2 separate regions of the Homo sapiens genome follow, and region 1 is linked to region 2. A link is an interaction called in ENCODE POLR2A ChIA-PET data of the cell type or tissue named here. Cell type or tissue: OCI-LY7. All regions are shown on one strand. Each heading gives the region's core, and the rest is flanking DNA. Links, peaks and the distances in the headings are about the cores only.

The links. ChIA-PET counts read pairs that join two places held together with the same protein. Peaks named below come from ENCODE experiments on the same cell type or tissue, not always from the same donor. Only the 100,000 strongest peaks of a DNase experiment are listed, where the experiment ranks them.
Region 1: POLR2A ChIA-PET joins it to region 2 with 9 read pairs; 2 of 35 experiments call an interaction of 5 or more read pairs at or near these places.

The regions. Positions count from the first base shown.
Region 1 is chr16:12,364,171-12,374,839 of GRCh38, forward strand. The region is part of intron 16 of SNX29 (sorting nexin 29); the gene reads left to right. It overlaps SNX29-AS2 (SNX29 antisense RNA 2), which reads right to left and starts at 8,431. Exons shown (of 2, transcript NR_188406.1): 1 at 8,362-8,431; 2 at 2,811-3,299. LOC105371087 (a long non-coding RNA gene) reads left to right here and starts at 6,336. Exons shown (of 3, transcript XR_933083.4): 1 at 6,336-8,739; 2 at 8,832-8,858; 3 at 9,499-10,669. In OCI-LY7, for the core only: no CTCF peak of the experiment used is centred there; a DNase peak (open chromatin) is centred at 3,951; H3K4me3 peaks cover 356 bases; H3K27ac peaks cover 2,715 bases.
Region 2 is chr16:12,443,473-12,454,141 of GRCh38, forward strand. All of the region lies in intron 18 of SNX29 (sorting nexin 29), which reads left to right. Among named protein-coding and RNA genes, the nearest start is that of SNX29-AS2, 76 kb to the left of the region's middle. In OCI-LY7, for the core only: no CTCF peak of the experiment used is centred there; no DNase peak of the experiment used is centred there.

The DNA of each region.
Region 1 (10,669 bases), core at 796-8,795, 80 kb before region 2:
ATGTTATGTTATGTTATGTTATGTTATGTTATGTTATGTTATGTTATTTTTGTAGAGGCAGGCTCTCACTATATTGCCCAGACTGGTTTTGAACACCTGGCATCAAGCGATCCTCCTGCTTTGGCCTCCCAAATTGCTGGGATTATAGGTGTGAGCCACCAAACTTGGCCTGTGTATCCTTTTAAGCTAAGACACTTTTAAGGAACAGGAGTTTGGGATTAAGGATTGAATTTTTCTCTCTTCTTCTTTTTTTTTTTTTTTACTGTGAGTATTTTTAGGACTCTTATTATGTTTTTCCCCTTTGGTATAAGATGTGAATGAATGCTGGAGATTTTTACCTTTTAGCGGGATTTGATTACACTCTGGGAGAAGAGCTCCCGGTTTGAGTAAGAAATGGAGACAGGGAAATAGAACCTTGTAAGACTGCAAGTTATAGAGGTCAATTAAAGACACAGCGCGGTGAAAGCTAAAGGTGAAGCCACTCATTAAATGCAGTTTGTTCCCATGGTGGATGCAAACACGAGCTCACTTCATATAATGGACATTGGATTCCTCTTTATTTTGGTCCCACTGGCAAGGCTCTGTTTCTCTGTCCCGTTTCTGATCACCTCCACTTAAGCAGAAAAGATGGCCTGGCTTGGTAAGACTTGCTGCCTGTGGAACCACTGCCCTGACTCCAAGCATCCATGCTGTCGGCTCCTTCCCCACCACCTCCGCTCTCTCACTTGTCCCTTCCCTTGTCTGTTTGATGAGGGAACCACCCTTTGGCAGAGCTTTGCTGTGTGTTTGGTGTGCATTTTTTTCCTTGCACCCTCTAGGCAGTCCTTATAATTTTCTTATTAGGCCCATTTTTCAGCTGAGCAAATTGAGGTACAGAGAGGTTTTGTGACTCACCCAAAGGCACACAGCTTCATGGTAGCACCTGAATGTAAACCCAGGACTCTTTTGTTCCATACCACCACACTGCTCACTCTTTATTTTATGTTTTCCAATTTCAAGCAAAATATGGTGTCTGTTGTGCTCCAGGCACAGCACTCTGGATGGTTTTAAACATTCAGATACTTCTGTGGTGAAGCTCTTAAACATGCCCATTCTTCATCTGCGAAGTGAATCTCTCCCTTTCTTATCTCTCCTTCTCACTTCATACATCAGGATTTGTGTGTGTGTGTGTGTGTGTGTGTGTGTGTGTGTGTGTTTAGCATACTCATCACATGGTGTTTATGTCAGGCTCTTCGGAGGCCGGGCGTGGTGGCTCATGCCTGTAATCTCAGCACTTTGGGAGGCCGAGGCAGGAGGATCACTTGAGGTCAGGAGTTCGAGACCGGCCTGGCCAACATGGTGAAACCCCATCTCTACTCAAAATACAAAAATTAGCCATGCATGGTGGTGCGTGCCTGTAATCACGGCTGCTTGGGAGGCTGAGGCAGGAGAATCGCTTGAACCCGGGTGGCGGAGGTTGCAATTGAGCCGAGATCACGCAACTACACTCCAGCCTGGGTGACAGAGCAAGACTCCATCTCCAAAAAAAAAAAAGGCTCTTTGGAAACTTGTAATCTAGAGAAGGCAGAGTTGCCCAAAAGCAGAACAGTGGGCCGGGCGCGGTGGCTCACGCCTGTAATCCCAGCACTTTGGGAGGCCGAGGCAGGCGGATCATGAGGTCAGGAGATCGAGACCATCCTGGCTAACATGGTGAAACCCCGTCTCTACTAAAAATACAAAAAATTAGCCATGCGTGGTGGCGGGCGCTTGTAGTCCCAGCTACTCGGGAGGCTGAGGCAGGACAATGGCATGAACCCGGGAGGTGGAGGTTGCAGTGAGCAGAGATCGTGCCACTGCACTCCAGCCTGGGCGTCAGAGTGAGACTCTTGTCTCAAAAAAAAAAAAAAAAAAAAAAAAAAAATCAGAACAATGATTGAGTGGGGGGTTTGCATAGTTGCTTCATATATTTTTAAAAAAGGACCTGGGGTTCTGTGATGCAGTAAGCCTGAAAACTGTTGGATTAGAGATAGTTTGATAGTCTTCCTTACTGTGGGATTTCCCTCAAGGGTCACACACGGGGGTGCTCCGTGCTTCTCCAAAGGGATGGGCTAGGTACAGCAGCATTTCCCAAAATTATTTCCCCAAGGAACACTATTGCAGTCATTATGTTCCAGAATTATTTCCCTGAGGAACATCTTCTCTAAGAAGATGGTCATGGAGCTATTTTCCGACGAGTGCATCTGGGAAAGGTAGGGCCATTAAATGTCATGTTTTTTTATTGATGTACTAGCTAGCAGGGAGCTCATCAGAGCCTGCCTTATCTCATGAGCCTGCCCTGGCATGGAGTCTGCAGGGCCCGGAGGAGAGGAAGTGACATAGCGTGGCTGTGGGGTGCAGTGGGCCTGCCTGTGTTTAGTCCCAGGTCCAACTGGCCTCCCACCCACTCACCAGCCTGGTCAGAGTTTGGTCTAGAACAGCACTGCCTTTCCCAGGAACTTTGGGCCTCTGCCACCTGGGCTGTCTCTTATATTCTGCATTTTCTCCCACTCTCTCCATTTCTCCTCCTGTTTTCGTGTCTTTGTTTCTTCTTTGGTCTCTGTGTGCTTCTCTTTTTGTTTTTCTTTTGTGTCTTTCTCTCCCTCTCTCTCCTTTTGTTTCTCTCTCTGCTCCTTTCTTTGTCTCTGCCTCTGTCTCTCTCTCTCTCTTTCTTTTCCTCTGTCTGTCTCTTCCCCCTGCCTGACTCTCTCTCTCTGTGGTTGCAATCCTCTCCCTCTCCCTTCCCTTCCACTCTCCCATTGTCTCCAGTTTAATAAAGATTTACATTGCTGTATGTTACCATGATAATTGCCATTCATTACAATTGCCCTGAAAAACTACAAAGCCTTTCCATCTCCCCTTCATCATCCAAGCCTTGTGTGTTTTGTGAGGGTCCCTGTGGAGTGGGCCATTGCCTGCCTTCCAGCATATGGCTGACCCCTGATGAGTGTTTCTGGAGCACTTTGTGCTGTGTTGTTTGCCACTCTGCAGTACCACTTGGCGTTGACTTCCATTTTCCCCTGTGGACCTGGAGCTTCCCTGAGACAGAGACTGTTGTCTTCATTTTCCTACCCTCAGAGCCTGGAACACGTAATCACTCAGGGAGCATATGACGTATACATCTGAGTGTACACCTGGAGTATCTCTGGCAACACTCTGTTCACTAGCACGTTCGATTATCCAGAAAGCTGCCTTCCTGTCTTGCTCAATAACACCTCATGTGGGTCCTCGCTGTGAGCCGTCTGTGTTACCTGGGGCACCTTGCTTCCTCTGAGATGACTGAGCTGATGGGAGAGAAAGATGAGTAATTTCATATCCAGGGATGAGATAGATGGAAAAACCCCATCCCAAGTTTTGTAATAAGATTCACTATACAATAAAATGCTCCCTGGGACTTTCTTGGTTTCTTTAAAACCTTCGGAGGGAGTGATCTCATTTGAGGGCTGATGCGATTTAAGTATGAAAGCTTAATAAGAAATCTATTTTTCTGCCGGGTGGCACTTGCCGCATAGCTAATGATCAAGTACCAAACTGTCTCCTGTCCCACGGCAATGTTAAACTTCGTGTTCCAAATTATAAGAGGCTTTTTAACTCAGCGCTTGGACATCCCTGTTTTAATCATCTGCCGTCTTGAAGGAGATTATTTTTAAAAGTGCCATTTAAGAGGGGCTACTAAAAATATATCTCACATAGAGGCTTAACTCAGAAATATTAGCCTTTGACACAAAATTATTTGGAAAGATGCTTGTGGAACCCACTTTAAACCTCTAGATCGAGAGAAGAAAAGCATCTCTTTGGGCCTAGCTGTGTTTTCCTGACCATGGCCAAATACCCCAAGTGATCACATGCTCCTTGCTGTTCATGCAGGTGCTTCTTGCACCTGGGGGGAGTTGGAAGTATTAATATCACAGAGCTTTCTTTTCTGATGCACTTGTGTGAAACTCATCTTTTACATGGCTTGCTCATCACCATGGGTGGTCAGTTTCCCCTGGGGACCCATGAGGGGCTGGACTCTAGGGTTTGAGTGGAGGAGTTTGGTTGTCCAAGGCATCCAGCTGTGGAACTTTACACTTCCCTGAAGATCAAAGTTTCGTGTCAGCTGGCAAATGCAGTGTATGCAAGCTTATCTTTAAAGCTGGTCCTATGTTGATGCAAATAGAAAGCATTGGCAAGGTGCAAAATAATCAAGATTTAGAAACTTGGTACTCTATAATGACTTCAGCTGTGAGTCAAGAGAGGCATTTTCCACACTGGCTTACATCGCCTGTCGGTCACTGTGTTTTGTGTGGCCACTTTACCCAATGTGAGGAAGACTACGGAGATGTAGCAGACGTGGAAAATACAGTCCCTGCCTTTGAGAAGGTCAAAGCCCAGAATATATTTTGTGTGACTTGTGTCTCTCTGGCTTCACTTCATGGTTATTTGGCATGGAGACAGAGGTCCTGCTTGGATAATGCTGAGATCTTTCCTGCCACTGATCCTGAAGGAATAGAAGCTGGGATTGGAAGGCAGCTTTTTACCCCTCCGTTCTACCTGTCCTGTCTTCTCTTCTCCAGCATATGTTTGTGAATGCATGGTTTGAGTTTGCCGCTCACAACGTCACCTGCAGGAGAAGTGACAGGCAGCGGCCACCAGGATTCTCCTGGGGCTCACGTGCCCCTTGTTCTCATTTTAGTTACCACCCATTCCTTCTTGAAATGGCCTCTCTGTTCTTTGAATTTCATCTGAACCGGGTGCACAGATATGGATTCATCAAAATCCTGAGCTCATGACCCACATTCATTATTGGTGCAGGAAGGCCTGCTCTGATTGAATAAGTAAGCTTCCTCTGATCTCATTCTTGGTCTCTTATAGAAACTGCCCCCAGACTCCACTCACCTCTCCCACAGGGAGTAATCTCAAGACCCTGGTTCTTTGCTCCTGCCTGGTATGCATGTTATTAGCATGTTCATATCTTTTTTTTTTTTTGAGACGGAGTTTTGCTCTGTCACTCAGACTGGAGTGCAGTGGCTCGATCTCGGCTCACTACAACCTCCGCCTCCTAGGTTCAAGCAATTCTCCTGCCTTAGCCTCCCGAGTAGCTGGGATTACAGGTGTGTGCCACCGTGCCCAGCTAATTTTTGTATTTTTAGTAAAGATGGGGTTTCACCATGTTGGCCAGGCTGGTCTTGAACTCCTGGCCTCAAGTGATCGACCCACCTTGGCCTCCCAAAGTGCTGGGATTACAGGCGTGAGCCACCGTGCCCGGCCGCATGTTCATATCTTAATATGATGTCATGAGCATGGGAAAGGGGTTCCTGTGCCTGGGGCAACCGCGTGGGACTCCTCTAGAAGCTGGTCTGGGCCAGGTCCTCTCCTGTACATGGTCAGGTGATGACACTGTCCTTGACCATTTCATTTCTGTCATCCTAAAAATGTGGACCCTCCCAGTGCTTTCCATTCTGTCTCAGTGCCACCTTGTAAATCTCACTGGCTATGACGCATCCCTCTAGATACTAAGTTAATTTGTTCAATTTCTGCTAAATTAACACACACAGTATTTCCAGGGATACATAATAACCACATGATTATGTTAATAGTTGTACAAGTCTTCTAACTAAATACATTATACTTATTCCTTAATTTAATATATTTATTTCCCTGCATTGAGGGTTCACTTCTTGTTAGTCACACCTTCCGCACAAGTTGCATCTGATGTTCTATGTATTTTTTGAACGATTTCTTCTTATTTGAAAAAATCTTTCTTTGAGGCCAGGCACAGTGGCTGATGCCTGTAATCCCAGCACTTTGGGAGGCTGAGGTGGGCTGATCACCTGAGGTCAGGCAGGAGTTTGAGACCAGCCTGGCCAACGTGGTGAAACCCTGTCTCTACTAAAAATACGAAAAAGTAACTGGGCGTGGTAGCATGTGCCCTTAATCCCAGCTACTCGGGAGGCTGAAGCAGAAGAATCGCTTAAATCCGGGAGGTGGAGACTGCAGTGAGCCAAGATGGTGCCATTGCACTCTAGCCTGAGAGACAGAGCAAGACTCCATCTCAGAAACAAAACAAAACAAAAACAAAAACAAAAAACAATCAACAACAAAAATAAAGGTGGCTGGGTGCGGTGGCTCACACCTGTAATCCCAGCATTTGGGAGGCCAAGGCGAGCGGATCACCTGAGGTCAGGAGTTCGAGACCAGCCTGGCCAACGTGGTGAAAACCCATCTCTACTAAAAATACAAAAATTAGCTGGGTTTGATGGCAAGTGCCTGTAATCCCAGCTACTTGGGAGGGTGAGGCAGGATAATTGCTTGAACCTGGGAGGTGGAGGTTGCAGCAAGTGGAGATTGTGCCATTATACTTCAGCCTGGGTGACAGAGCGAAACTCCGTCTCAAAACAAATAAATGAAGGTACATCTCTGCTTCCTTGTCTCTTGGGCCATCAGTCACGTAGGCACTTTGGGCGAGGCACTGAGCAGCACCAAGGGCATCTTCCGGCGTGTTCTGGGAGGCTTCCCCATCTCCCTGAAATGAGTTTATATAATCTCCTAGTAAAAGTCAATGCTGTTTCGCTGTGTGTTTCATGGAGTTTGGTTCCCTGGCCAGCTGGTCTGTGGGAACCAGAGCAGTTTGTGCCTAGATTCATTGCTGTCTCTTTTCTGGGCGACCAGCACGTTATGTGATTAGATGGGAATAGATATGTTTTGGTAAAGGGATCCCTGATTTAGTTGCAAAAAGCCAAGCCATTGGCTCCCTTTGACCTGTTCTTCTGGAAATAACCTCTTCTTGAGGGGTGGGCACCACCTTGGTATTACCTACACCCCAGTGTTCTTGGGCCACAGCTTTCTTGCCCATGAGGTCTGCAGAGCTGCCGTCCTGGTTTCTGAGGAAGGTGATTTTGTTGATCAGAGTTCAGATGGTGTTCTCCCAGATATTCGAAAATGGAGGGCCTTGTCCATCTCAAAGCGGTGGTTGGGGATGCAACTGATGTTGCCAGCCAGGCGTTGGGGATCAGCCAAGGCTTTTGATAAAGTTGGAAGAACTTCAAGCTCCTTTGGACCAACCTTCCTTCCTTCCTTCCTTTCTTTCTCTCTTCCCTCCTCCCTCCCTCCCTTCCTTCCCTCTTTCCTTCCTTTCCTCTTTCCTAAATAGAGACAGGGTCTTTCTCTGTCCCTCAGGCTGGAGGGCAGTGGTGTACTTATAGCTCACTGCAGCCTCAAACTCCTGGGCTCAGCGATCCTTGCACTTCAGGCTCCGGAGAAGCTGGCACTATAGGTGCATACCACCATGCCTGGCTAATTTTGTTATTTTTAAAATTTTTTTGTAGAGACAGGGTCTTTCTATGTTGCCCATACTGGTCTCGAACTTCTGGGCTCAAGCAATCCTGCCTCAGCCTCCCAAAGTGCTGGGATTATAGGCGTGAGCCACTGCACCCAGCCAGATTTTTATTTCTGTTCGGGGAGAGTGGCTTCCTTTCGTTTCTCCTGTCCAGGGTGTCATTGCCTATGCCAGCCTGAGTGTGTGGGCCTCCTGTGGGAATCGCCACACTGTCCTGTTAGAGCAAAGCTTGCAGCCAACTCTTGCCCCCAGTGCTGCAATGCAACGCAGATATTTTTTAGCTTTGTTTTAAAAATAATATGGCAGATGGCGAAGCAGGACCTGACTCTCGCCTTCGCCCTATGTCTTTTCGTCTGCTCTTTCTCCACCGAGTCCTGTCCCTCAGCATTTGCTCCTCCTGTTCCTTCTACTTCCATCGCTCTGCATTTTCACCATTTGTCTTTTAGAAGACATGGTTTAACATTTTTTCTAAGTTATATAAATAATATAAAAATACATTTCTGAAAGAATATAAATAATGCACAACTATCTAGAGTACAAAAGACAAGTGTTCCCTCCTAGCGATCCTGCTGTGAAGCGTTTGGTATATACCCTTCCAGGTATTTTTTATGCATTTGCATATAGGCAGGCATATATATACACACACACATGCCTAACGCACATCTATTTTTAACACAAATGGGATAATTTATACTGTTCAGATTGTTTTGAGACTTTGCATTCTTCAGTCATGAATATATGTCGACTTCCTCCTCTTTCACACTCTTCCAAATCTTCCCCATCCTTCAAGGTGTCATTCATTCTTTGAGAAAGCCCCTAGTGGCGCTGTCAATAGTGAGTTTTGGTAGGTACGTTTCTAATGTTCTTTAAATTCCTGTAATCCTCTTCCCCTCTGGACCGCTCACTTTGTCTAATCTTATGTTGTTCTTTGTTTATTCATTAGTTAATTAATTCCGTTGAGCTACACTCAGTTATTTGGCCCCCAAGAAGTTTGTCGTCGGTGGAAGACACAGACATACTAAACATACCTTGCCCTGGAGGTTCATGAGGGGGTGGTAGATGGCAGGCTGTTGATGCACAGTAGTTGAATGAAAGAATGAGCAATGAGTAAGAAATAGAATTCTGTAGGTATCAAGTATAATGATGGCACAATGGTGGGGTTAGTTACCTGCTGGGGTATGTCATGGAAGGTTTCAAAGAGGAGACGTTTGACTTGAGTTTTTAAGGATGAGTTGAAGTTGATCAGGAAGATGGGCCTGTTAGGCAGCGGGAATGGTGGTATCAATCGACATGGTTTGCTCACAATATTCTCATTGCTAGTTTCATGGATGTATCCTGTGGCTTCTCCATGAGATAATGAAGTTCTTGAAAGTGGGAGTGTCATTTACACTCCTACCTGCAGACAGGTATACTGGCACTTATTACATACCAAATCCTATTCCATGAGCTGTGCATGTAGTAGCAAGCACTGATGTAGGTTCTCATGTCTCCATTTTAGAGATGACAAGACTAAGGCACAGATAAGGTAGGCAATATCCCCAAGTCTCCATGTCCCCATGATTAGTAGGAGATGGAGCTGTAAGTCTCTTTTTAGAGTCTTCATGTCCTCACCTTTATTTCTTTACATTTTGTATTTTTAATTTTTTTAAGAGACAGTCTCGCTGTGTTGCCCAGACTGGAGTGCAGTGGTGCAGTCATAGCTCGCTGCAGCCTCCGACTTGTGGGCTCAAGCAGTCCTCCCACCTCAGCCTCCTGAGTAGCTGGGATTACAGGCATGCACCACCACACTTGGCTAACTCAAATTTTTATAGAGATGGGGTTTCACTATATGGCCCAGGCTGGTCTCAAACTCCTGGGCTCAAGTGATCCTCCTGCCTCGGCCTCCCATAGTGCTGGGATTACAAGTATATGAGCTGCTATGCCTGGCCCATATCCTCATCTTTAAATGGGTCTAGGAATGCCCACCAAAGAGAGTTGTATGAGGTTTTAAACAGTAAATGCCTCTAAATCATCCAAAGTAGGGAATAAAATATCAGCTTATATCATAAACTTGGTTAAAATAGCACTCTCCTGCTTTATTTTTCCTCATAATACTAATGCTACTTGGCATAGAGTTGTTTATTTGCTCTCTCCTTTGTCCATTTTATGTATGGCTGTGTCCCCAGCACCTGATACAGAGTATAAAGCATTGGCTGAATGCGTGAATCTTAGTTCCCGCTTTTCACCTTAGCATCCTGACTACCGATGCCCTGAACACACATGGTGAATTTGGCTGAAATGAAGCATTCTGTGCCTGCCCCACAAACCACCAAGGGACTGTGGGTTTATTTGTCTCAAGATGGTCAACACTGCTGTTTTCACATTTTACTTGCTGTCAAATATAAAGAGATATCATATGTTGCCCGCCTCTGGTTTTCCTGATGTCTCAATTTAAGTGGTTTCCAATTTGGGTATGAAATTATCCATCAGTCACAGAGAGAACTGGTGCCTTCAGCAGTGGCTGTTGGAATAAGCCAGGGCTTAACTGGGGAAGCTAATGGTGGAGGAGCAAGGGCTGGCTAGCAGAGGTTTGGCCCTGCTCCTCCAGGTCCCCTCTGGAATACCACTTCTCCCCACTGGATGGTGGGCTGTGTCTAGCCCATTCCCCAAGATCCAGTTTGGATGACACTTCACCTATTTATTCATTGGATGCTAATAGTGTCTTCCCTACGCCAGGGACTGACCTAGGCATCAGGGATGCAGAGAGCAGGCCTTGGTCACTGTCCCCTGGACTCACACAGTCTGCAGCCTGGTGGAGGAGACACCATGTGAGCTGAGCTATAATGACTGAATCCAGTCCCTCACCAGATGCAGTAACCTACAAGTGTCTGTTGCTCAGAATGTCTTTATTTTGATCAGTCACTTCCACAGAGGACTGCCCAAAGAGACGCCTCTGTCCAGCTCTCGGGTCTGTCTGTGTGGAGTACGAGGCGTGTAGCCCTGGTGATCGTAGAGTGATGTTAGATGTCTCAGGGTCAGGTGTTGAATAATATGGGCTCTGCTTGGGAAGGTGTTCCCCTTTTCCTTTTGGCCATGCTGGTGAGGTCTGAGGTTGATGCTAGCCCGGCTTTAACTCTTGGAGACCCTGACAAAGTGAGTGTGGGCCTCTGGGTCATGGTGCCGTCGGCCACTGGGAAGTTCCGAGCTCTCAGATGCGGCTGCAGTAGACTCCGCTCAGAAAGTCCAGACGCCTTGAGGCCAAGGCTCACCCCCAGATCAGCTGCAGGAGAATCTCTTCAATGGGACCTGGGCACCTCTCACTGTTTTGCATGATTCTGATGCTCCTGAGGTTGAGAA
Region 2 (10,669 bases), core at 1,465-9,464:
GATAGGGTCTTGCTCTGTCGCCCAGGCAGGAGTGCAGTGGTGCTATCTTGGTTCACTACAATCTCTGCCTCCCCTTCAAGCGATTCTCCTGCCTCAGCCTCCCAATTAGCTGGAACTACAGACATGGACCGCCATGACTGGCTAACTTTTGTGTTTTCATTAGAGACAGGTTTTCACTATGTTGACCAGGCTGGTCTCAAACTCCCGACCTCAGATAATCTACCTGCCTTGGCCTCCCAAAGTGCTGGAATTCCAGGCATGAGCCACCGCACCCGGCCAAGCACGACTTTTAAAGCCAGTCCAAACTCTGCCGGATGGCTGTCATGTGTGACTTTGGTCTAGTAAGTTAGTCTGTCTGAGCCTCAGTTTCTTCACTTGCAAAAAGGGTATGGGATGAGTGAGTACCTTCTTCACTGGGGAATGTGAGCATTCGAAACTTGCATAGCACCTAGCATGTAATAAGCACTCAGTATAGCATCTAGCACGTAATAAGCACTCAGTATAGCACCTAGCATGTAGTAAACACTCAGTATAGCACCTAGCACGTAGTAAGCACTCAGTATAGCACCTAGCACGTAGTAAGCACTCAGTATAAGACCTAGCACATACTAAGCACTCAGTATAGCACCTAGCACGTAGTAAGCACTCAGTATAGCACCTAGCACGTAGTAAGCACTCAGTATAGCACCTAGCATGTAATAAGCACTCAATATAGCACCTAGGACATAGTAAGCACTCAGTATAGCCCCTAGCATGTGGTAAGCACTCAATATAGCACCGAGCACGTAGTAAGCACTCAGTATAGCACCTAGCATGTAGTAAGCACTCAGTATAGCACCTAGCATGTAGTAAGCACTCAGTCAAAGCTATTTGCTGCTGTGCTGCTGTTTCTTCCCACTGCATCCCTTATTGCACTGGATGCTGAGGGAGATGCAGGTGGCTGCTTCCAGCCCATGGTGGTTCCCTGAGCCTGCAGCCTCATCTGCAGCATAGGAATAGACACAGATACTCAAGTACTGGCCCCAGATCCTGGTACATAGTAGATGTTGACTTTTCTTCTTTGCCTGAGCTGGATTAGGTGGGTGTAGGGGGAATTCTTGTTCCATACCAGAGTAAGCATTTGTGGCCTGTTTCTGGCACAGGTACCTGAGTCATTTTCCTGGACTTTTTGAACAAGGGAGAGCGTTTTTCTCCATGGCCTCCAAGCCTCACTCCCCAGGCTACAGGTCCTTCCCTCTGTCTCTTCCTTGTAGGCCCCACCCCATTTACAGGTCATATTCATCACATCTCCAGAACCCCTTCCTCTAGATCAGGGGTGAGCAAACTGTGGCTTGTGGGCCACATTGTCCCCTCGACAGTGTTTTTTTTTGTTTTTTTTTTTTTTTGAGACAGAGTCTCACTCTGACAGAGTCTCAGTCATCCAGGCTGGAGTGCAGTGGCACGACCTCAGCTCACTGCAACCCCTGCCTCCTGAGTTCAAGGGGTTCTCCTGCGTCAGCCTCCCAAGTAGCTGGACTATAGACATCTGCCACCACGCCCAGCTAATTTTGGTATTTTTAGTAGAGATGGGGTTTCACCATGTTGGCCAGGCTGATCTTGAACTCCTGACCTGAAGTGATCTACCCACCTCGGCCTCTCAAAGTGCTGGGATTATAGAAGTGAGCCACTGTGCCTGGCTGACAGTTTTTTTTTGTTTTTGAATAAAGTTTTATTGTAGTGCAGCCATGTCCATTCATTAATTTAATGTCTGTGGCTGCTTTTATACAACAAAGACAAAGGTGAGTCTTTAGGACAGAGCCCGTATTATCCACAAAGCCTAAAACATTTATCATCTGGCTGGCTGCAGAAGACGTTTGCTGAGGCCTTATCGAGATGCCCCCGCTTCAGGGCTCCTGTATGCTGAGCCGTCCTCCATTCTACGCTGTTCATTCTGTACACTGAGCAACTCTCCTGTGTGCATCTCCCCAGGAGGCTGGGGCTCCCTGAGGGTAGGGCTCTCTCATCCTAGGTGCCCACCTTGCTCACAACACAGGCACATAGTAGGTGCTCAATACCTATGAAGTGATAGATGACTGGCTGGCTGAATGAATGAAAGAATGAAATAAACATGAAATAGTAAATCAAGATGGAGTTCTTCCCAGGTCCACCTAAGCTAAGCTTTTTCACTTACAAAAAAATAGCCTCAGTGTACAGTGGGTTCAGAACTTCTCTTTCTGCAGCCCATCAGCTTCCTCTCCAACCTCACAAGTAGGTGTCACCAGTAAAAATGGCTGACACTCAGCATGGCGTCTACTGTATGCCAGGCCCTGGATTGAGTGCTTTACAGATATTAACCAATTCAAGCCTCGGGACAACGCTAGGAAGAAACTCCTGCTGCTGCCCCCATTCTACAGATGAGGAAATCGAACACCTGAGAGGCTAAGCCACTTCCCCAAGGACACTAAGCTAGTAAATGTGTGTGAAAAGGGAGTGCATTCAAACCCAAGAGGTGGAGCTCCCGAGTCCACGCTTTCGCGCTGCACACCTGCTTCCATGCAGCTCCTGGACGTGCAGTTGAAACAGTAGCTTCTCATTCTTTTTTTTTTTTTTTTTTTTTTTTTTGAGACAGAGCCTTGCTGTGTTGCCCAGCCTGGAGTGCAGCGGTGCAATCTCGGCTCACTGCAGCCTCCACCTCTTGGGCTCAAGCAGTTGTTCAGCTTCTGCCTCCTGAGTAGCTGGGACTAGAGTCGTGCACCACCATGCCCGGCTAATTTTTGTATTTTTAGTAGAGACGGGGTTTCACCATGTTGGCCAGGCTGGTCTCGAACTCCTGACCTCAAGTGATCCACCCGCCTTGGCCTCCCAAAGTGCTGGGATTACAGGCGTGAGCCACTGTGCCTGGCCCCATTTGTTTTTGAGACAAGGAAACTCCTTTCAGAGTCTCTGCCTAGAATCTTAAAAGCTCAGCAGAGTCATTAATTGTTCTTTATCATCTGGTGGGATATTTAATGTAGTAACTGCCTCTAATTGAGTGGGTAATTCAGGATTGATCTAGCACTCCAAGAGGGACCCACTGTGTGCTCAATGAATAGAGAGGAGTCAGAGGAGCTTATCAAGAACATTGCTCAGAATAGGAGCCAGTATCGATGTTTTAGTTGGAAAGAGTTGGCCCTGTGGAGGGGATTCCTTGCAGAGTTTCATGGCAGTGGAGCTCCTGTTGACTTTCCTCTGTGCCTTGTTAGGTATACTCAACACTTAACATGGATGAGGATTAAATGATTTAACCTATAGGAAACACTTAGAATCGGCTCCAGTATGTACTAAGCTCTCAATATGAAATGGCCGTTATTCACCTGTTTTATTAACTGGATCCCAACGAGCTGCCTCATGTTCTTTATTTTCTAAGGGCAGGATTGACATATGTAAAATAGGAGCCAGGTGTGGTGACTCACATGGTAATCCCAGAACTTTGGGAGGTCAAGGTGGGCGGATCATTTGAGGTCAGGGGTTCAAGACCAGCCTGACCAACATGGTGAGACCCCGTCTCTACTATAATATAAAAAAAATTAGCAGGGTGTGGTGGCACGCATCTGTAGTCCCAGCTACTTGGGAGGCTGAGGCAGCAGAATCACTTGAAGTTGGGAGGTGGAGGTTGCAGTGAGCCGAGATGGTGCCACTGCACTCCAGCCTGGCGACAGAGGGAGACTCTGTCTCAAAAAAAAAAAAAAAAAAAAAAAAAAAAAAAAGTAAAATAAATGCTACAGACCAGCACCATTTCTTAAATACAAACTTTGATTCTGAAAGCATCCAGGCAATTGAAGAAGTCCCATCGGCTTAGCATGAGCTTTGGGCACCTTTCTGTCTTACCTTTTTCTGCAGATGGACAAAAGTATACATGATGGATTTTTGTTGTTAGCGGAATTCTAAAAATCAAAACTAAAAACTATCCTGGTGTCCAGCCTAATCCTGGATACCCCCAAAGATTCTCAATCAGTACTTTCTGGATCAATTTTCACCTTTCTAAACCTCATTTTTAATCTGTAATAACAAAAGTCCAGAGAAACCACCCGGACAGAGCCGAGATTTCATAAATGGGAAGAAGACAGTGTAAACCAGCAGCCTGTTCTCCTAGGTCTTACAGCAAAATCAATATTCCCTTGCTGTGAGACCCGAATGGTGGAAACCAGTTGGCTGAGGGGACTAATTGGAGCCTTTTGAAAATTCCCTGGCTGGAATTGAGATGCAGGTTAACAGATAAGATTGCCAGCTCGTGTGTTATTTTTCAAAGCTCTCTCCTGAGATTGTGTTTGTCACTTGGCGAGAGTGCTTCATGTGTCCCACAAAAGCGGGAACAGCCCCACCACTCAGAGAGCCCTCTCTTCCCTGTACCCTGCCCCTCTCAACACACATCTGAGTGTCTCCATTGCTGGCACGGTTGTCAGGAAGACACTAGGGAAGGGCTTTTATCCAATGGGATAAAAACCTCCCCCAAATCAGCTGATGGTAGCTGAGATCATTCACATCTAGCACCGGGAAGGCCTAGGATTGGGGCTTGGGAATGATGATGATGGTGGCGTTCCCGGGATTGTGCTGATTGTGGATGTATGAGGCCTGTGTCTCGCAGTGGCCCCACCAGGGCAACAGCAAAAATGACGTTATTATCTCCCCATTTATGGATGAGCATTGAAGTTCAGAGGGGTTAAGCAAGGTGACCAAGGACACATAGCTTGTAAGTGACAAAACCAAGGCTTGCGTCCGGGTCTGTCTCACTTCAAAGCCTGTGAGTTTCCAGCTGACCACCTTTCCATGTCCTCCTTGCAACCCCAGTGAACTTCCCTGAATCCCCTTCCTCAGATCCCTGTCTTTGGTCAAGGATGGTGGTGATGGTGACAGACACCAGCTGAGTATTGGACAGCGTTTTTACCTGATTCCCATGATACATTGCCATATCTTCAATTGCTGGTGAACATGTTTTTCATAAAGTGCAGATTATTAAATTGTTCAAGGCAATTGGGAACTCTTTTTTTTTTTTTAGGCCACCAAGTCAGTGATCCTGTTTGACTGCAGTTATTTTTCATGGTGACACCTCCTGCTTATGTACAGCCCAACATCTGGTGGCATACTAAAGGTTCTGAGAAGTTGATGAGAAAAGAGCAGATGACTTCTTTTTTTTCCAGAAAATCCTCTTGCCCTCATTGTTGGCTGGAAAAGCCTGACTTTATCGCATTCCACCCTGCTAATTATGGGAGTGGCTGCCCAGTGCTCAGAGACAGAACTGAGACTTTCCCTGAAGTGTCTGGCTCATAGTCATGTCTGTCAGTCTTTCTCCAAGACAACAAGCTGTCCTGATCAGGTGCATCAAACTGCCTTGCATCCAGCTCTACCCATTTTCTTCTAACTAAGCATCTTTCTTTGCCTTTTGGACGGTAGTGATTTGCTTTGGTTTTCGCATTCACTAGGCTCTACCCATAGGTACCAGGTTGACTCCCAGTGATTATCTCTCCAAGCTAGGGGAAGAGTTGCTGGCTGCAGGGCAGGTTTGCATTGAGGAAGAAGACTCAGTTTAGTTTCAACGTACATGTACTACGCAACCTAATTTCTGCTGGATATGGTGCCCAAAACTGGGGATAGAGAGATGAGACATAGCTCCTTACCCTCAGGTGGTGCTCAGTCTAGTTGGGGTGGTTAGGGAAGGCAGGCACAGCAGCAGGGGATAGGGAGGAGGAATAGTGATAGACCTTGGTCTAGGGCATTGGAGGAACACAGAAGTTGGGTAGAATTGAGGAGAGGAGAAGAGACCAGGGAAGGATGTTGCAGGGTGAAGATGCTGGAGGCAAGCCCTCCAAGATAAGTAGAACTTAGCCAGGCAAAGAAGGCACGGTGGGGACAAGCAGAGGGAACAGGCTTGAGAATAGGCACGGCAAGGACAGGGATCATGGCATATGTGTGAGCTTGGAGTGAGCTGGTTTAGGTGGATTATGCAGTGCAAAGCAGGTAATGATGTTTGTATTTGGCATCTTAACTCACAAGTGACAGAAAACCCAAACCAAACTGGCTTACAGAAAAAGGGAATTTGTTACTCTCTGTAAGTCAGTAGTCTTGGGGTAACCTGGCTGCAGGCACGGGTTGATCAGGGGCTCAAATGCAGCACCTCCCGTGCTCCAGCTGTGCATCTCCCTGCTCTGTTTTCTGCATTTAGAAGTCACAATCACTTCAGAAGCTATTTGTCTGAGGTTACGCAGGTTGCATCCAGGCCTGTCTCACTTCAGAGCCTGTGGGTTTCCTGCTGACCACTATCCCTTCTCTTCCTTGCAACTCCAGTGAACTTTCCTAAATCCCATTGCTGAAATCCCTGTCTTTGGTCACAGATGGTGGTGACAGGGGCAGACAACAGCTGTACATTTGACAATGTTTTTACATGATTTCTGATATGATTTGGCTGTGTCCCCACCCATATCTCATCTTGAGTTGTAGCTTCCATAATTCCCCACGTGTTGTGGGAGGGACCCGGTGGGAGACAACTGAATCATGGGGGGCGGTTCCCCCATACTGTTGTTATGATGGTGAGTAATTCTCAGGAGAGCTGATGGTTTTATAAGGGAAAACCCCTTTTGCTTATTCTTGTTCTCTCTTGCCTGCCACCATGTAAGAGGTGGCTTTGCTCTTCCTTTGTCTTCTGCCATGATTCTGAGGCCTCCCCAGCCATGTAGAACTGTGAGTCCATTAAACCTGTTTTTCTTTATAAATTACCCAGTCTCAGTATGTCCTTATTAGCAGTGAGAACAGACTAATACAATTCCCATGATATATGGAGACACTCAGTTGTGTGTTGAGAGGGGCAGGGTGCAGGGAAGAGAGGGCTCTTGAGTGGTGGGGCTGTTCTAGCTTTTGTTTGGGCACATTCTCAAACAGCCTTTCTTCTCATGGGCAGGAGTCAACTGTGGAAGCTGCAAATGGGATCAACTTGACTTCAAGTCAGTGAGAAAAGGGTACAGCTCTCTATCCCATTAATTGGAAAAGCTGCACCCAATCATAGGCAATGATGTGCCCATTCCTGAACCGCTTGCTGTGGCCAAGGGAATGAGGTGCTCTGATTGGCTGAGGCCCGAATCATAGGCTCTGTCCAGCACACACGGTGTGAGAGAAGGGAAGACGGAGGCTTCCCGGAGAGTGGTCAGGCCACGGTTACCAAAGAGGGTGCAATATGAACCAGGTGGCCCAAAGGATGAGCTAGTCAGATGGGCTTTGTCTGCTTGCTGAAGAGCTTGGGCATTGACCCAGAGAATTTAAGTGGAGGAGTGACATGGTATGATTGGAGCTTTAGGCCAATCATTGTGGTGGCACTGGGGAACCTAGGGTCGATCAGGGACCATTTGGAGGTCCTGGCAAGTACAGCTGATGAAGGACCAAGGGCAGGAGTGGAGAAAACCCAGAACACATGAGGAGGTAGAAGTGCCTGGACTTGATACAGCATCCCCCTGCTTGCCCAGTAAGCAAACCGAGATGAGCTCCACCAAGCAGTTGAGTCAGGGACCCAGTACTAGGGAATAACAAGGCTTCTGACCATGGCTCTGCACAGAATATGCACCTTCTACAAGCAAGGGAGAAAGTACGTCTCCTGCCCCCAAAGTAGCCACTTTTGTCCTTGAACAGAAGAGCCGCAGAGGTACTTACTGCTATTTTTATTGATTCAACAATCTGCTACTCGCTGGCCTCCAAACTCCTGAGAGTTATGAGCTCATTACTGCCAACCACATTCCTCTAAAGTACACATTAGGTTCATAAACACAATTTCAGGGCTCTGTGCGAAATGGAGATGCTCTGTAATAGAAAATTAGCTTCTTCCCCACCAGCTCCACCAAGTTTATGTTTCGTCTCCTTGGATGGCAGTATTCTTGGTAGGGGAGAGAAAGCAATCCATGGAGCTGGGAGTATTAGAGGCTGATTGCCGAGTAGGAGCCTCCTCTTGTCCCCAACCATTTAATGATCCGGTGGCTGCCCAATGTGTGGGATGACCTGTGACCTGCTCTGTTCTATTTACCAACCAAAGAGATTCCATGCAGCAGCCTTTTAGCATTAACAGAAATAGGAAAGGCTGCCATGCACTGGTTGCATTCAAGAAACGGATGGGGCCGGGTGCGGTGGCTCACGCCTGTAATCCCAGCACTTTGGGAGGCTGAGGCGGGTGGACCATGAGGTCAGGAGATCAAGACCATCCTGGCTAATGGGGTGAAATCCCCATCTCTACTAAAAATACAAAAAATTAGCCGGGCATGGTGATGCACACCTGTAGTCCCAGCTACTAGGGAGGCTGAGGCAGCAGAATCGCTTGAACCTGGAAGGCAGAAGTTGCAGTGAGCCCAGATCGCGCCACTGCATTCTAGCCTGGGTGACAGAGCAAGACTTCATCTAAAAATAAATAAACAAACAGATGGTTTCTAACCAAACTGGCCTTACCGGATACCTCCAGTTCTCTCTTTCTTAAAATAAGGGAGTGATGTCTTTGGCCTGGATAAGCAGCTTGAGCCATATGGTTCTTCTGGATTCAGCTCTAGAAAGGGCCCATGCTCAGCTGTTTAGCTTTGGACAGTTATTGAGCCCCACTGAAGCTCAGACCTGTCATCTGTGGGATAGGGTGCTGGACCCACCCTGAGGGATTATCATGAGGCTTAAATGAGGTAGAACAGCTGTAGGGAGCTCAGTGCAAGTTCTAGCTGAGTGGCCCTGGGCAACTCTGAGATAATGCCCTTCAGTGATTCTTGGCCAGGGGTGGTTTTGTTTTGTCCCTACGGGGACATTTGGCAATGCCTGAAAGCATTTTTTATTGTCACAACTGGGGTGGCTGCTACTGGCATCTCATGGGTGCAGGCTAGGGATGCAGTGGAATGTCTCACAATGCACAGGACAGCTCCCATACAAGACTGTGTTCTCAATAGCGGGTAGCCGTCAAATGGTAAGTGCTCTGTGCCAGGGACTGTGCTAAATGCAGAAAGTCAGAGATCAGAGGCAGATGCCCACCGCTGAGTACACCGCTCCGTAGAGACCAGAGGAGTTCAGAGGAGAGTTGCCTCATACAGCCTGGAGGCAGGATGGGGTGAGGGGGTGAAGGATGGCTTTGTGGATGGGGAGGGCATCTGAGCTGAGTCTGGAAGTTGCTCCAATCATTTTCTCTCCTTCTTCAGTGGATGTGAGGGAGGGTCACCAGCCCTGGGGACTGGTGTCGGGAAGAGGTAGCTTGCATCTGTGACTGCCAGACCCCTCCAAATGTGAGGTCACATGGGCCCATGGGTGTGAGGAGAGGAGCCGGGTGGTGAAGGTGTCGGCAGGCATGGTGCTGTGGGACAGGAACTGTCACCTCTGCTCCGACATGAGATCACAGGTCTATCTATCCTGTTCAAGTTGGGTTTTAAAATAAAATTGCTCCTTGTTCTGACTGCAGCTGTCATTTCTTTTGTTATTTCTGAGGCCGTTTGTTAGTAAGAGGAATAATTTAGAGCTTGGAGGTGGACTTCGTCTTGGCTAGTTGCTAGGCACCCACTTTCTCAAGGCACGGGGCCCTAGATGCAAAAAGGATCCCCAGCAGTAAGACCTGGGGCTGTCTCACTTGGTGGCAGCATGTGCCTCCCCTCCCACCCTTCATTCTCCCAGGCGTATAGACAGCAGAGTGCCAGTGTGGCATTTCCACAGACGAACCAACTGCTGTAAGCCTCTGAAACAGGAATGTTACATATATGGCTCTCATGCCACCTGGCCCTATTCACCTGTCCATGGCAGACGTGGCCAATCAATCACAGACTTTCTCATCGAACTCAGATGCATTCTCAGAATCATCCCCCACATGACCACCATCTTCCCCAGGCAACCACCACTGTACACTAGAGTAGGCAGGTAGCTCTAGACTTGGCAGGTTTGCCATCCTTGCTGGAAATCCTTACTGGCGGTGTGACCCTGGGCACATCATATAACCCCAATTTATTTCCTCTTAAACAAAATGCAGATGCCTAATGCCTACTTTGCAGGGTTGTTGTGAAAACGAAGAGAAGTAAAAACAAACAAAGTGGCTGTCATGGAGTCCAGCTGGAGTAAGGGCTCAGTAATTTTTTTTTTTTTTAAGAAATGGGGTCTCACTGTGTTGCCCAGGCTGGTCTTGAACTCCTGGTCTCAAGCAGTCCTTGTGCCTCAGCCTCCCAAATTGCTGGGATTAGAGGCATGAGCCACCTCGCTGGCCCTCAGTAATTGTTCCTTTTCTTGCTTTTTGCATAAAAGTTACCCTTCAAAGACTGCAGTGGGACTTGTGGTTCATTTAATTCTGCTTGATATTGTCATTTATCTTTTCAGCTGTATTTGTTTGAGTCCTCAATAAGACTGTAGGCATTTAGATGGCAGGGAAGGTATCTTTGGAATTTTTTTTGTCCCCTGGCCTTCCATCAAGATGTGGTAATTGGATGTATAGGAGTGTGGCAGACACTGCTAGTTGCTTGCTGAAAATAGCCATGGGTTTTTTTTGTTGTTGTTTTTTTCCTTATCTCTTAGTAACAGAGCCCTGGGCATTATGCCCACATAGAAAATAGTAAATTTCTCAGCTTCCCTTGCAGCTACATATGGCCATGTAACTAAGATCTGGCCAGTAAGATATAGGTAGATGTATTGGTTGTGGCTTCCCAGAAAGGCTGCTTATACCTCATCTGCG